Linked DNA regions of Homo sapiens: regions 1, 2 and 3 are each linked to region 4. The links are chromatin contacts, found by Hi-C or POLR2A ChIA-PET in ENCODE. All regions are on one chromosome and are shown on one strand. The core of a region is the stretch at or near the end of the contact, and the rest is flanking DNA. Distances in the headings are between cores, read along the strand shown.

Region 1 (3,518 bases), core at 407-2,906, 2.7 Mb after region 4:
CCAGCCCCCAAGTGCAGTGACAGCGCAGAGTAGCGACCGAGAAGTTCCCAGGCCAGCTGCCACCCCGCCCCCATGCCATTCCCCAGAACAGGCACAGGCGTTAGGGCGGGGCGCGCGTGCGCAGTCACGCGCTGCGCCAACCGCCACAGCTCCGGGAAGGCGGCCAGGACCGGCTAGAGCCGGTTAGAACCAGTGGCGCCCGCCCACGAGCCAGCGCCTCACAAAGGGAGGGCGGCTCACGGCCCTCGCGTATCCCTGCGCGGCGCTCGCGAGCCGCCCCTCCCCCGGCGTTTGTCCCTGACGCAGCCCCACCGGTTGCGCAGTCCCTCCCCGCCCCCGCTCTCCCCTCCGCAGCCTGCAGCCCGAGACTTCTGTAAAGGACTGGGGCCCCGCAACTGGCCTCTCCTGCCCTCTTAAGCGCAGCGCCATTTTAGCAACGCAGAAGCCCGGCGCCGGGAAGCCTCAGCTCGCCTGAAGGCAGGTCCCCTCTGACGCCTCCGGGAGCCCAGGTTTCCCAGAGTCCTTGGGACGCAGCGACGAGTTGTGCTGCTATCTTAGCTGTCCTTATAGGCTGGCCATTCCAGGTGGTGGTATTTAGATAAAACCACTCAAACTCTGCAGTTTGGTCTTGGGGTTTGGAGGAAAGCTTTTATTTTTCTTCCTGCTCCGGTTCAGAAGGTCTGAAGCTCATACCTAACCAGGCATAACACAGAATCTGCAAAACAAAAACCCCTAAAAAAGCAGACCCAGAGCAGTGTAAACACTTCTGGGTGTGTCCCTGACTGGCTGCCCAAGGTCTCTGTGTCTTCGGAGACAAAGCCATTCGCTTAGTTGGTCTACTTTAAAAGGCCACTTGAACTCGCTTTCCATGGCGATTTGCCTTGTGAGCACTTTCAGGAGAGCCTGGAAGCTGAAAAACGGTAGAAAAATTTCCGTGCGGGCCGTGGGGGGCTGGCGGCAACTGGGGGGCCGCAGATCAGAGTGGGCCACTGGCAGCCAACGGCCCCCGGGGCTCAGGCGGGGAGCAGCTCTGTGGTGTGGGATTGAGGCGTTTTCCAAGAGTGGGTTTTCACGTTTCTAAGATTTCCCAAGCAGACAGCCCGTGCTGCTCCGATTTCTCGAACAAAAAAGCAAAACGTGTGGCTGTCTTGGGAGCAAGTCGCAGGACTGCAAGCAGTTGGGGGAGAAAGTCCGCCATTTTGCCACTTCTCAACCGTCCCTGCAAGGCTGGGGCTCAGTTGCGTAATGGAAAGTAAAGCCCTGAACTATCACACTTTAATCTTCCTTCAAAAGGTGGTAAACTATACCTACTGTCCCTCAAGAGAACACAAGAAGTGCTTTAAGAGGTATTTTAAAAGTTCCGGGGGTTTTGTGAGGTGTTTGATGACCCGTTTAAAATATGATTTCCATGTTTCTTTTGTCTAAAGTTTGCAGCTCAAATCTTTCCACACGCTAGTAATTTAAGTATTTCTGCATGTGTAGTTTGCATTCAAGTTCCATAAGCTGTTAAGAAAAATCTAGAAAAGTAAAACTAGAACCTATTTTTAACCGAAGAACTACTTTTTGCCTCCCTCACAAAGGCGGCGGAAGGTGATCGAATTCCGGTGATGCGAGTTGTTCTCCGTCTATAAATACGCCTCGCCCGAGCTGTGCGGTAGGCATTGAGGCAGCCAGCGCAGGGGCTTCTGCTGAGGGGGCAGGCGGAGCTTGAGGAAACCGCAGATAAGTTTTTTTCTCTTTGAAAGATAGAGATTAATACAACTACTTAAAAAATATAGTCAATAGGTTACTAAGATATTGCTTAGCGTTAAGTTTTTAACGTAATTTTAATAGCTTAAGATTTTAAGAGAAAATATGAAGACTTAGAAGAGTAGCATGAGGAAGGAAAAGATAAAAGGTTTCTAAAACATGACGGAGGTTGAGATGAAGCTTCTTCATGGAGTAAAAAATGTATTTAAAAGAAAATTGAGAGAAAGGACTACAGAGCCCCGAATTAATACCAATAGAAGGGCAATGCTTTTAGATTAAAATGAAGGTGACTTAAACAGCTTAAAGTTTAGTTTAAAAGTTGTAGGTGATTAAAATAATTTGAAGGCGATCTTTTAAAAAGAGATTAAACCGAAGGTGATTAAAAGACCTTGAAATCCATGACGCAGGGAGAATTGCGTCATTTAAAGCCTAGTTAACGCATTTACTAAACGCAGACGAAAATGGAAAGATTAATTGGGAGTGGTAGGATGAAACAATTTGGAGAAGATAGAAGTTTGAAGTGGAAAACTGGAAGACAGAAGTACGGGAAGGCGAAGAAAAGAATAGAGAAGATAGGGAAATTAGAAGATAAAAACATACTTTTAGAAGAAAAAAGATAAATTTAAACCTGAAAAGTAGGAAGCAGAAGAAAAAAGACAAGCTAGGAAACAAAAAGCTAAGGGCAAAATGTACAAACTTAGAAGAAAATTGGAAGATAGAAACAAGATAGAAAATGAAAATATTGTCAAGAGTTTCAGATAGAAAATGAAAAACAAGCTAAGACAAGTATTGGAGAAGTATAGAAGATAGAAAAATATAAAGCCAAAAATTGGATAAAATAGCACTGAAAAAATGAGGAAATTATTGGTAACCAATTTATTTTAAAAGCCCATCAATTTAATTTCTGGTGGTGCAGAAGTTAGAAGGTAAAGCTTGAGAAGATGAGGGTGTTTACGTAGACCAGAACCAATTTAGAAGAATACTTGAAGCTAGAAGGGGAAGTTGGTTAAAAATCACATCAAAAAGCTACTAAAAGGACTGGTGTAATTTAAAAAAAACTAAGGCAGAAGGCTTTTGGAAGAGTTAGAAGAATTTGGAAGGCCTTAAATATAGTAGCTTAGTTTGAAAAATGTGAAGGACTTTCGTAACGGAAGTAATTCAAGATCAAGAGTAATTACCAACTTAATGTTTTTGCATTGGACTTTGAGTTAAGATTATTTTTTAAATCCTGAGGACTAGCATTAATTGACAGCTGACCCAGGTGCTACACAGAAGTGGATTCAGTGAATCTAGGAAGACAGCAGCAGACAGGATTCCAGGAACCAGTGTTTGATGAAGCTAGGACTGAGGAGCAAGCGAGCAAGCAGCAGTTCGTGGTGAAGATAGGAAAAGAGTCCAGGAGCCAGTGCGATTTGGTGAAGGAAGCTAGGAAGAAGGAAGGAGCGCTAACGATTTGGTGGTGAAGCTAGGAAAAAGGATTCCAGGAAGGAGCGAGTGCAATTTGGTGATGAAGGTAGCAGGCGGCTTGGCTTGGCAACCACACGGAGGAGGCGAGCAGGCGTTGTGCGTAGAGGATCCTAGACCAGCATGCCAGTGTGCCAAGGCCACAGGGAAAGCGAGTGGTTGGTAAAAATCCGTGAGGTCGGCAATATGTTGTTTTTCTGGAACTTACTTATGGTAACCTTTTATTTATTTTCTAATATAATGGGGGAGTTTCGTACTGAGGTGTAAAGGGATTTATATGGGGACGTAGGCCGATTTCCGGGTGT
Region 2 (3,272 bases), core at 260-2,759, 2.3 Mb after region 4:
TCCCGAAAAACGGTGAAGGCCAGACAAGTCTCTGTGACGGCGTACCAGGAACGTTCCAGAAGGTGCTGGGGGCCAGGCAGGGAATAATGTGGATACCAAACATTCTTTCCCAGCACCCTGCCCTCACCTTTGGGGCAGCCGACATCTTACCTCCATCTCTGCTGCCCTCAGTTGCCCAAAGAACACCTTGCCCATCACCTTGCCCAGAAGGAAGACAAGGACAAAGGCCTGGATGTACAGGACCTAGGAGTGGGGAGAGGCTGTGGTTTGAGGTCACTTTCTGCTTTCCTCTCCTTGGGACTCATCATGCAGGATCCTCCACATCCTCATCACAGTTTATTCAAAGTTAGGCAGCTGGCGGCTACTTCCCTACTTACCTGACCTCTAGCCCCGCCCCTTGCCCAGGCAGACTCCTCCTTCCCTCCCAGGGAGTTCCTCCCTCCCTGAGCCCTGAACTCACTGCCATGCTGGGGCTGGACTTGGTCAGGTACACCACAGTGGGGTAGAACTGGTGTTTGAGGTAGTAGGCGTGAGCCACCACAGCCCCGGTCAGCGCCAGGCTGGCCGCCATCATCACTGCCGTGCGGAACATTGCCCTGGCCCGGAGACCTGCATGGGGCAAGAAAATAACTTATGTGATGCTCGTGCTGTGCAAAATAGCCCGGTGCCTGGCACAGCCTCAATTCATAGGAGAAAGTGGGGGGGAAATCACATTTCGCCCTCGAAATCATCAGACAAAGAATAGCTTACGCTACCCCATTTTACAAATTAGACTCGAAGGGGTTAAGTGATCACACTGACGCAAGGCCTGGAACCTGGGTCAGTCTTGCTTCAAATCTAGGGCTCTTTCCACGCTGCCTGCCAAGCCGCCTCCTCTAGGGAGGTGATGAGGAAAAGCTGCAATGTTGGAGGAGGGGGAGCTGCACCGCTGACCCTCCGGTGGAGAAGATGGGGTGGGAGGCAACAGCAGAAATCTGCTCCAGGGGCGGGAATGCGCAGCCAGGGCTGAGAGCAGCCAAGGCACAGAGGATAGCAGGCTGGGCAGGCGACAGCGCCGGTGACAGCTGTGTTAGGGTGGGCAGTTCGGACGCCCGCCCTGCGGGAGCGGGCGGGGAACGTCAGCCTGGAATCCTGGGGTCCCCCGACCCCCGGAGTAGTGTCAACTCAGAGCACCACAAAAACAGCGGGACGGGAGAGAGCAGCAGCGGGACGGGAGGAGCCGGGTCGCCCTCGCGGCCGCGCACCTGTGAGCACCAGGAGTTGCGGGCGTCGCAGGCAGGGCCCAGGCTTGAGCAAAGCGGCCGCACCGGCGTCTGAGGTCTCCGGCCAGCTGACAGGCCGAAAGCGTGCGGCGGGGCTGAGGGGCGTGCCGACTCCGGAGACCTCAAGGGGAAGGTTCGGGTCCCGACCCCAACCACAACTCGGGCCAGACTTCGCCCCACTCACCAGGAACCCAGCGCCGCGAGCCCGCTCAATCCGCGCGACTGCGGCTGCCCCTCCGGTTAACAACACTCCCCACCCCCTGCGAACCGGAACTTCGGGGGTCAGACACCTCACTTCCGGCGGCGCGGGGCGCGGCGTGGGTCGTACCAAGTGCGTCCTGCCCTGGCTCGCACTGCGCCCTACGTGGGCCCATAGCAATGGTGTCACCACCGTATCTGGGGTGATGTCTACGGGGAAGGGCTGGGCAAGAGGTCCGAGAGGTGGTCGGAAGGTAATAAGGCAACAGGGGGGAGTCGGAGGTCCCCCTATTATTTATTAGTCACAGATGGTATGGCTCCTGCGCTGAGTGGCCTCCTCGGACTGGGGGACTCGGCCCCGCGAGCAGCTGGGAAGGGGAGCCGCTTGCGGGCTGTACCACCTGGAGCGGGGAGTAGGCCAGGGACAGACTATACAAGCCTGAGGGGAATGAAATGTTTTCTTAAACATTTAGGGAGAGTCACAACAGTTTGACAAATACGGTGCTCTCTGAGAGAACTGGATGCGGAAAACAAAAATTTGTCTTCTCCATGATCACCCCCACAAGTTGTGTGGGAGTGAGTTGGGTCCCGTGGCTGCCACTGATTGGTTGCGATAAGTTACGCGGCCCAATAAGAAAAAGAATGTACCTTTGCTGGCCTATAGAAAGGGGAAAGCAGGTGAGTGGTTGTTAGGGGCGGACAGCTGCGTTGCCTAGGCCCTGGTCCCGCTCCAGTTGGCTGAGAGTAGGGAAAGCTCAGTCCTTGGGCGAGTGATCCCTGGCTGGCCTCCGGGAACGTTTGCCGCGCCAGGACAGGGAGGGACAACCAGGTGTACCCGAGACTGGGAGATTAATTCCTGCTAATCTTGGGACGGAAGTGTTCTGTTTGTTCAAAGGAATTGACTTCAGCGTCGCAGGCCTGCCCGCATCTCAGTGTCTGATTTTGCTGCCCATGTGTTGTTCAGCTCTGAGCCATAAGCAAGACCCCCACTGGTCCTGGGCTGCACTGTATTTTAGTTCGTGTCTGGGTCGCAGCCAACTAAGCCTGCTGATTAACAAAATGGAGCTAATGCATCCACTTTGTGCCTTGCGTTTTCCTCCGTCATCTCATTTAATCATCAATCACTAAGGTTTATGAGCTAGGGGGTGCTACCCCCTCCCCCGAAACGTGGGGCAATTGAAATTCAAAGGCTTACCAAAACCTGTCCTAGGATTGGCGCCAGGTCTGTCTGCCTCTAAATCTCTGTGCTGTTGGTCTCAGCCATCTTCCCTGCCACCTGTTGACTTGACAGTTTCAGCTTATAACCAGTCAGAGTTGGCTTCCCCGTAAGGCCACGTATAACTTTTTTTCCCCCTTTTCTTTTTATTTATTTATTTATTAATTTTTGCGACAGGGTCTTGCTCTGTCGCCCAGGCTGGAGTGCATTGGCGCCATCAGGGCTCATTGCAGCCTCGACCTCCCGGGCTCAAGCGATCCTCCCACCTCAGCCCCACAAGGTGTTGGGATTACAGGCGTGAGCCACAACACCTTGCCTATCTGTAACTTTCTAGTGACTGCATCCAATGGTTGGCTTTCAGCCCTTGCTTGACTCAACCTCTCTCCCCTTCTTGAAAGTCTCCTCCCTAAGCTTCTGTGATCCACATGCCTCTGCTCCTCTTTTCTCTCTGGCTATGCATGTGTCCTCTTCTCTTTACCTGATGTCCTTCTCTTTACTTTTCCTGCATGATTTCCTCTGCTCCAGTCCAGCCCCTGACCCAGGTGCTGATGATTTCCTTGTGTGGTCTCCAGCCGGGATCTATCCTGCTTTTAAAA
Region 3 (3,264 bases), core at 45-2,544, 2.6 Mb after region 4:
CCCAGCTACTTGGGAGGCTGCGGCAGGAGAATCGCTTGAACCCAGGAGGCGGAGGTTGCAGTGAGCCGAGATCGCGCCTCTGCACTCCAGCCTGGGCGACAGAGCAAGACTCCGTCTCAAAAAAACAAAAACAACAACAAGAAAAAGAGGTGTGTTATTTAACCTTTTCTTAGAAGCTTCTCTGCTGCCCCCAATCTTTCTCAGCAATCCTAAGCCTTGCTCCAGTTACTGGTTAGAGCTGGGCCAATAGTGGTCTGACCACACGTGGTGGCAGCATTCTGAGCTCTGAGGAGACAACCTGGGCTCTTGTCTTGAGGCCTAAACTGGGCCTGAGAGAGCAGGAACAAATCTGCCCTCTCCCTAAGCTCAGGGAGTCCACAGCGGGACCCTCACACCCAGTCTAAGGAGACCACTGGGCAGAGCTGAGATCTTAAGGACAAGCTGGAGTTCCCTCAGTTTTGGGAAAGGAGTTCTGGGGTGAGCGAGGAACATCAGGAGAAGCTGGAACAGAGAGGGGCAGCCAAGTCCTGAAGGGCCTGCTGTAACCCAAGAGAGAGGCCTGGCTTTATCCAGCAAGGCCAGGGTGCGGTCGGAGCAAAGGTTGTTTTATTAAAAGCTTCCTATGGCTGGAGCCCAGGAGTTCGAGGTTACAGTGAGCTATGATCACACTACTGCACTCCGGCCTGGGCAACAGAGCCAGACCCTGTGTTTAAAAAAAATCCTAAAAAGCCACAAAACTTCCTGAATGCAGACAATGTAGGGGTTCAAGGAGCTAGGGAGTACAGCGGAGACAGTGTTTGAACAGGCCCAGGCCTGGGCAGGTGGCTGCCTTGGATGCCCGAAGGGAAAAACAGAACAAAATCAGGAGGAATTGGAGCCTAAGTGAGGGAGCAGAGGATGAAGGGCGAGAAGGGGGCATGGGGCTGACAAAGCCGGGGTGGCAGCCCGTCCCACCCCACTCAGTGTGGGTTCCCGCGGTCTGTTCGGCGCAGCCACAGGGTCCTCCCACCACCCTCGCGGCCCTTCGCCAGCCCAGATACCGTTTTCCCGACTTTGGAACGGAGACCACAACACCCGCCCCGGAACTACTGAAGGCTCAAGTTAGGTCAACCCGGCAGGAAACCGGTTCCCAAATCCCAAGGCGGACCCAGGCCCGCGGTTCCCTCCCTCAAGGCTGGAACAGCGCGCAGTGGCCACCGCCGCCGGGTCTCCAGCCCCCAGGAGCGCGGCCTCCTCCCGGACTCTCTCCGATGCGGTCCTGCCCTGGGGACACGGCAGGAAGAAGGGACCTGGCTGGGGGACGTGGCCCCGGCGCGGGGGCAGGGGAGGCAGCGCGGGACTCCCAGCGGCCCCTGCGCGGGTGCCCACCCGCCGTCACGTGACACGCCGGGCGCTGAGTCACCGGGAAGCATCTGGCTGGGCGGCCGGGATTGGCCAATCTGCGGGACCGTCTGGAGCGGAAGGGCGGTGGTAGCTGGCCCTGCTTCTCCCTCCCCAGGATCTCTGCACTGGCCTTACGAACTGGGGAGTCCAAGGGGTTCCAGGACGGGAAGGGGAGTTTGAGACCAGCCTGGGCAACCTGGCCAGACCCGGTCTCTATTAAAAATACGCAAAACACACACACCACACACCCCACCCCACACAGCCCACACACCCCACACGGCCAGCAGCCCTTTCTGTCACCGACTCCGTTCCCCTGGCCAGTGAGCTCTCCGTCCCCTTTTCCTCCCTTTTCGCACACGTGCCTTTCCTGCCTGCTCCCACCTGGTGCCTGAGGCGTCTCTGCGCCTCAGCACTGGCTGTTCGGTTTGCACTACGGAGGGCAGTGTAGGTTTGAAAAGGAAAGTTTCATTATATAGAACACTACCAAGGCAGGGCGCGGTGGCTCACGCCTGCAATCCCAGCACTTTGGGAGACCGAGGCGGGTGGATCACTTGGGGACAGTAGTTCAAGACCAGCCTGGCCAACATGGTGAAACCCTGTCTCTACTAAAAATACAAAAATTAGCTGGGAGTGGTGACACTTGCCTGTAGTCCCAGCTACTTGGGAGGCTGAGGCAGGAGAATCGCTTGAACCCAGGAGGCAGAGGTTGCAGTGAGCCGAGATCCGGCCACTGCACTCCAGCCTGGGAGACAGAGTGAGGCAAGACTCCATCTCAAAAAAAATAATAATAATAATTAATAAAAAAATAAAAATAATTAAAAGAAAAAGAAAAAGCACTACAGAAGAGTGCAGAGGGGCGCCTCAGCTAGAGGACTTAGGGATTTTCCTTAGGGGCATTTATGGACCTTAAAGAGGGAGCTTAAGGGTAACTTGGACCACACTAGCCACATAGGTCATGATAAATGATTACATTTGTAGACATTTTGGTGCCTAATGCCAGTCAGCAAGGGTTGTTGCACAATGAGTTTGGACAGGCATGCATTTGCAGAGATGTATAGAAATTCTAATTACTTGGAAATTTTGTTGGACCGGAGCTAGGAACCAAATGGTATAGGGAAGTCTCATTACTTCTGAATTCCTCAGATAAAGAGTTTTGCCTCTGCCTGGGCTGCTCGATGGCCACCAGGTGACCTTTGCTCTCCTCAGGGGCTGCTGTGGGTCCAGAGCTGGAAGGAGAATGGGCCGCATCCTTTCCTCCTTCCCTCCCCGCAGCAGCAGGGGCTCTGGCTGCGGGGGCGGGCTGAGCTCCGTCCGGGGTGATGCGAAGGGGGTCATGCCGAGGGGGTGACTCCCAGCTTGCACTGCGTCCCACAGTCGCGCCTCGCCTCGCCTCCCGGAGCCCGAGTCTTCCAAGGGCGCTGGCAGCTGCGTCAGCTCCCGCTGCCCGCCCCAAGCGTCCAGAGCTAGGAGGGAGTTACGGGGCGAGGCCCAGGGCTTTTCAGGGCCGGGGGTCGTGCGGCCAGGCGCGGGTGGACTAGGCCAGCGGCCACTGAGGGGCAGAGAGGTCTGGGGTTCTAAGTTTAGCCCACTCCGCGAATGTGGATTGCTTTGTTTGGATGTGATTCCCTTTCCAGGTGACTGTAGGTTACCCCCACACTGCCCTGGCATGGAAGAGATTTAGGCTGTCCTAGGCCTTCACCCTTCCCTAAGACGAGAATCCAGAGGAGGAGCCATTTAACAGCTCCCTGGCTTCTCTCACTTACAGGGAGCTCACTACTACTACTAAAAACATTTTGAAGTTAACACCCCCTTATGCCTGGCTCATTCGTGCATTCAACAGATGTTTACTGAGCACAGACTGTGTGTTGGAGACTGGCCACT
Region 4 (3,541 bases), core at 1,013-3,512:
AATAAAAATACAAAAAAAACTTAGCTGGGCGTGGTGGCGGATGCCTGTAATCCCAGCTACTCAGGAGGCTGAGGCAAGAGAATCGCTTGAGCCTGGGAGGCAGAAGTTGCAGTGAGCCGAGACTGTGCCACTGCACTCCAGCCTGGGCAACAGAGTGAGACTCCGTATATAAAAAAAAAACAAAAAACAAAAAAAAAAAAACGCTTCCTTGTTATCAACTTCCAAATCAAATGCTATTTATCCTATTTATGTACCCTGTAGCATGCCTCCAGTCCTTGGCCTCTCCCAGGCAGTACCCTCTTTCTAGAATACCCTTATCCCCTTCTCCACCAGTCAAAATTCTACCCATCCCTCAAGAACCAGTTCAGACATCCAGTCCCCCCCACAGGCTTTCCAGACCTCACCTGTCAGAATTACCACCACCAAACCTATGCAGCCTGCTTCACAGCCCTCTTTCATCATCTTTGGAAGAAAGCAAGGCCAGTCATCCAACCACTTAGCACCTTCCTAATCTTTGCTTTCAGAGCTACATCACCTTGTTGGTGGTTGAGCTCAAGTTGAGCCCAGGAGTTTGAGACTGGCCTGGGCACACAGTGAGACCCCATCTCTATAAAAAACTTAAAAATTTAGCTGGGCAGGGTGACACCTGCCTGTGGTCCCAGGTACTCAGGAGGTTGAGGCGGGAGGATCGTTTGACCCCGGGAGGTTGAGGCTGTAGTGAGCCATGAATGCACCACTGCACTCAAGCCTAGGTGACACAGTGAGGCTCTGTCTCAAAAAATATAAATGAATTAATAATGAATTAATGAATGCATGCTTAAAACTTTTTTTGTTGTTTTTTTTGAGATGGAGTCTTGCTCTGTTTCACAGACTGGAGTGCACTGGTGCGATCTCTGCTCACTGCAACCTCTGCGGGACGGATTCAAGCGATTCTCCAGCCTCGGCCTCCCAAGTAGCTGGGATTACAGGCATGAGCCACCACACCCGGATAATTTTTGTATTTTTTTAGTAGAGAAGGGGTTTTACCGTGCTGGCCAGGCTGGTCTTGAACTCCTGACCTCAAGTGATCCACCTATCTCGGCCTTCCAAAGTGCTGGGATGACAGGCATGAGCCACCACACCCAGCCTTGCTTAAAACTATTAAATGACAAGCAGGCACAGTGGCTCACGCCTGTAATCCCAGCACTTTGGGAGTCCGAGGCAGGTGGATCACCTGAGGTCAGGAGTTCGAGACCAGCCTAGCCAATACGGTGAAACCCCGTCTCTACTAAAGATACAAAAATAGCCGCGCGTGGTGGCAGACGCCTGTAATCCCAGGTACTTGGGAGGCTGAGGCAGGAGTATCGCTTGAACCCGGGAGGCGGAGGTTGCAGTGAGCCGAGATCGCGCCACTGCACTCCAGCCTGGGCAACAAGAGCGAAAACTCCGTCTCCAAAAAAAAAAAAAACAAAAAACAAACACACACACACACAAAACTATTAAATGACTTGCCCATGGTTACTTAGAGGATTATAATGGAGTCAGGTGAAAAACCTTAGAGGATGAGAACTTTTTGAAGGCAGAAATTTTACCGGCAGCCCCTGTACTTCTCCCAGTGCCTGGAATTCAGTAGGTGTTCAATAAATGTGTGTTACAGGTATGAACTACATAAGGCAGAAACCCAGGTCCCTGTCACCCATTCAAAGCCGTGTCACTAAGAGTTTGCCTGTCGCCATCATTCCAGTATCCTCAGGGAGCATCAACGCTCTCCCTTCGGCCCTGAGTTTAGCGAGGGGATTGGTCTTACCCGTCGGCCTGGGCGAGGCCACGGAACATGCCCTCCCCGCCCGGGCAGTGTCTCTGACCCTGGAATATGCCATCCTCGGTGCTGAAGTGCTTCACCGTCCTGTCCGCGCAGCCCACCAGCATCTGCGGCAAAGAAGGGCAAGATGGCGAGGAGAGCGAGGCTGCTGCGCCCCAGGCCCCCAGCTCCGGCCCGACCAGGGGCCACTCACCTGGGTCTCGCCGCCGGTGCCCCAACACAGGGCGCTCACTGCCTCCTCGCGCCGCGGCTGTCCTCCGGCCGTGAAGTTCGCCGCCTGTTTTCGCTGAAGATTTACCCCTGAGAGACGAAGGCGTCAGTCACGCCAGGGGCGCGAGTGCACCCCTGCACTTCCCGACGCCCGAGCCTGCCACCCACCTTTCAAGATCCCAGTCTCGGTGCCGACCCACACATGGTTCCAGCGTGCAGCAGCAGCCGCCATGACAAAGCCTGGAGGCAGACAGTTCACACTTCCGGCGCAGCGTGTGCGTCACCAGCGGGCGTCGAGTCCGATGCAGCGCAGTGTAGTTGCTGGAAGTTTGAAGAGCCGAAACAGTAAAGCTTCCATGCTTGTTTTGCTTTACGAAAATGAAACCAGGAGGTGCTTGTTTATGTAGATCGGAAGAATACATTGATCATTTTGCACTTGGGGGTGAAAAGCACCTTTCCTGGACTGCGTGGCCGGATCAAGCCAGCCCTAGTCTGTCTCCCGGCTCCATTATGTAATATGTGTTCTGGACTGTTAGACAAGAAACAACAAACGATTTAAGAAACGATTTAAGAAACACTTTAGAAACGATTCAAATCATTAATGATGTGTGGGGCTTCGTTCTGGAATATAAGTCACGAAAGAAAGATGGGAAAAGGAAACCGACGATTTTTTTTTTCTTTTGAGAGAACTTCGCCCTTGTTGCCCAGGCTGGAGTGCAATGGCGCGATCTCCTCTCACCTCAACCTCCGCCTCCCGGGTTCAAGCGATTCTTCTGCCTCAGCCTCCCAAGTAGCTGGGATTACAGCTGGTATTACTAAACCACCGCGCCCGGCCTCGTTTACTCTTCAAGAGGCGGACAGCGAGGCGCGGTGGCTCACGCCTGTAATCCCAGCACTTTGGGAGGCCGAGGCGGGCGGATCATGAGGTCAGGAGATCGAGACCATCTTGGCTAACACGGTGAATCCCCGTCTCTACTAAACATACAAAAACAAAACTAGCCGGGCGTGGTGGCGGGCGCCTGTAGTCCCAGCTACTCCGGAGGCTGAGGCAGGAGAATGGCGTGAACCCGGGAGGAGGAGCTTGCAGTGAGCCGAGATTGCGCCACTGCACTCCAGCCTGGGCGTCAGAGACTCCGTCTCAAAAAAAAAAAACAAAAACAACTAAAAGTACTCTGTGCTATGCTACATGAGAAACGCAGAGAAAGTCATCGCTCAGTAGAAATACAGTAATAGCGCATGCGTAAATAGGAGAGGGAAGTCGCTACTTTACCTAGAGATTAACACAGAAAAGCAACAAATTACCAGTTTACAAGTAAACCCTTTATCTAACGCGAAGATTTATTTATTTTTTGAGATGGAATCTTGCTCTGTCTCTCAGGCTAGAGCGCCCGCCACCAGGCCTGATTCACTTTTCTTTTGGTTTTTTAGTGAAGACGGGATTTTTCACACCATGTTAGTCAGGCTGGAATTACCCAATCCGCCCGCCCCAACCTCCCGAAGTGCTAGGATTTCACGCTTGAAACCCCGAGC

The links. A loop is a pair of places that touch in the nucleus more often than their neighbours do. ChIA-PET counts read pairs that join two places held with the same protein, here RNA polymerase II (POLR2A). Pooled maps may share reads with other maps.
Region 1: a pooled map shows a loop between it and region 4 (12-fold over the local background). The contact joins the promoter of MALAT1 here to the promoter of WDR74 in region 4. A Hi-C loop is called at or near these places in 1 of 37 single-sample maps with no recorded cell type and 7 of 50 pooled maps. POLR2A ChIA-PET finds 5 or more read pairs at or near these places in 6 of 52 experiments (CD4-positive, alpha-beta memory T cell, CD8-positive, alpha-beta T cell, HCT116 and 3 more).
Region 2: a pooled map shows a loop between it and region 4 (7-fold over the local background). The contact joins the promoter of SYVN1 here to the promoter of WDR74 in region 4. A Hi-C loop is called at or near these places in 5 of 50 pooled maps. POLR2A ChIA-PET finds 5 or more read pairs at or near these places in 2 of 52 experiments (CD4-positive, alpha-beta T cell and HepG2).
Region 3: a loop to region 4 is called in a pooled map, with 4 times the contacts of the local background. The contact joins the promoter of ENEMAL here to the promoter of WDR74 in region 4. A Hi-C loop is called at or near these places in 1 of 50 pooled maps. POLR2A ChIA-PET finds 5 or more read pairs at or near these places in 3 of 52 experiments (CD8-positive, alpha-beta memory T cell, activated B cell and activated CD4-positive, alpha-beta T cell).

What each region holds. Positions count from the first base shown.
Region 1 is chr11:65,497,389-65,500,906 of GRCh38, forward strand. MALAT1 (metastasis associated lung adenocarcinoma transcript 1) reads left to right here and starts at 1,657. Exons shown (of 1, transcript NR_002819.5): 1 at 1,657-3,518. It also overlaps TALAM1. RefSeq lists enhancers at 1-848, 418-657, 718-787, 1,348-1,417, 1,468-1,547 and 3 more, a cis regulatory region at 109-124 and a silencer at 318-377.
Region 2 is chr11:65,133,010-65,136,281 of GRCh38, forward strand. SYVN1 (synoviolin 1) reads right to left here and starts at 1,510. Exons shown (of 16, transcript NM_172230.3): 1 at 1,447-1,510; 2 at 461-609; 3 at 151-243; 4 at 1-65. The coding sequence starts at 592. RefSeq lists silencers at 113-289, 2,006-2,189 and enhancers at 891-960, 1,249-2,152, 1,511-2,020.
Region 3 is chr11:65,476,193-65,479,456 of GRCh38, forward strand. ENEMAL (enhancer lncRNA neighbor of NEAT1 and MALAT1) reads right to left here and starts at 1,295. Exons shown (of 1, transcript NR_186313.1): 1 at 585-1,295. RefSeq lists enhancers at 1,088-1,683, 1,519-1,608 and a silencer at 1,219-1,348.
Region 4 is chr11:62,837,328-62,840,868 of GRCh38, forward strand. It overlaps WDR74 (WD repeat domain 74), which reads right to left and starts at 2,263. Exons shown (of 11, transcript NM_001369450.1): 1 at 2,180-2,263; 2 at 1,995-2,101; 3 at 1,787-1,908. The coding sequence starts at 2,243. RefSeq lists enhancers at 1,687-1,816, 1,927-2,046, 2,107-2,446, 2,517-2,656, 3,287-3,456.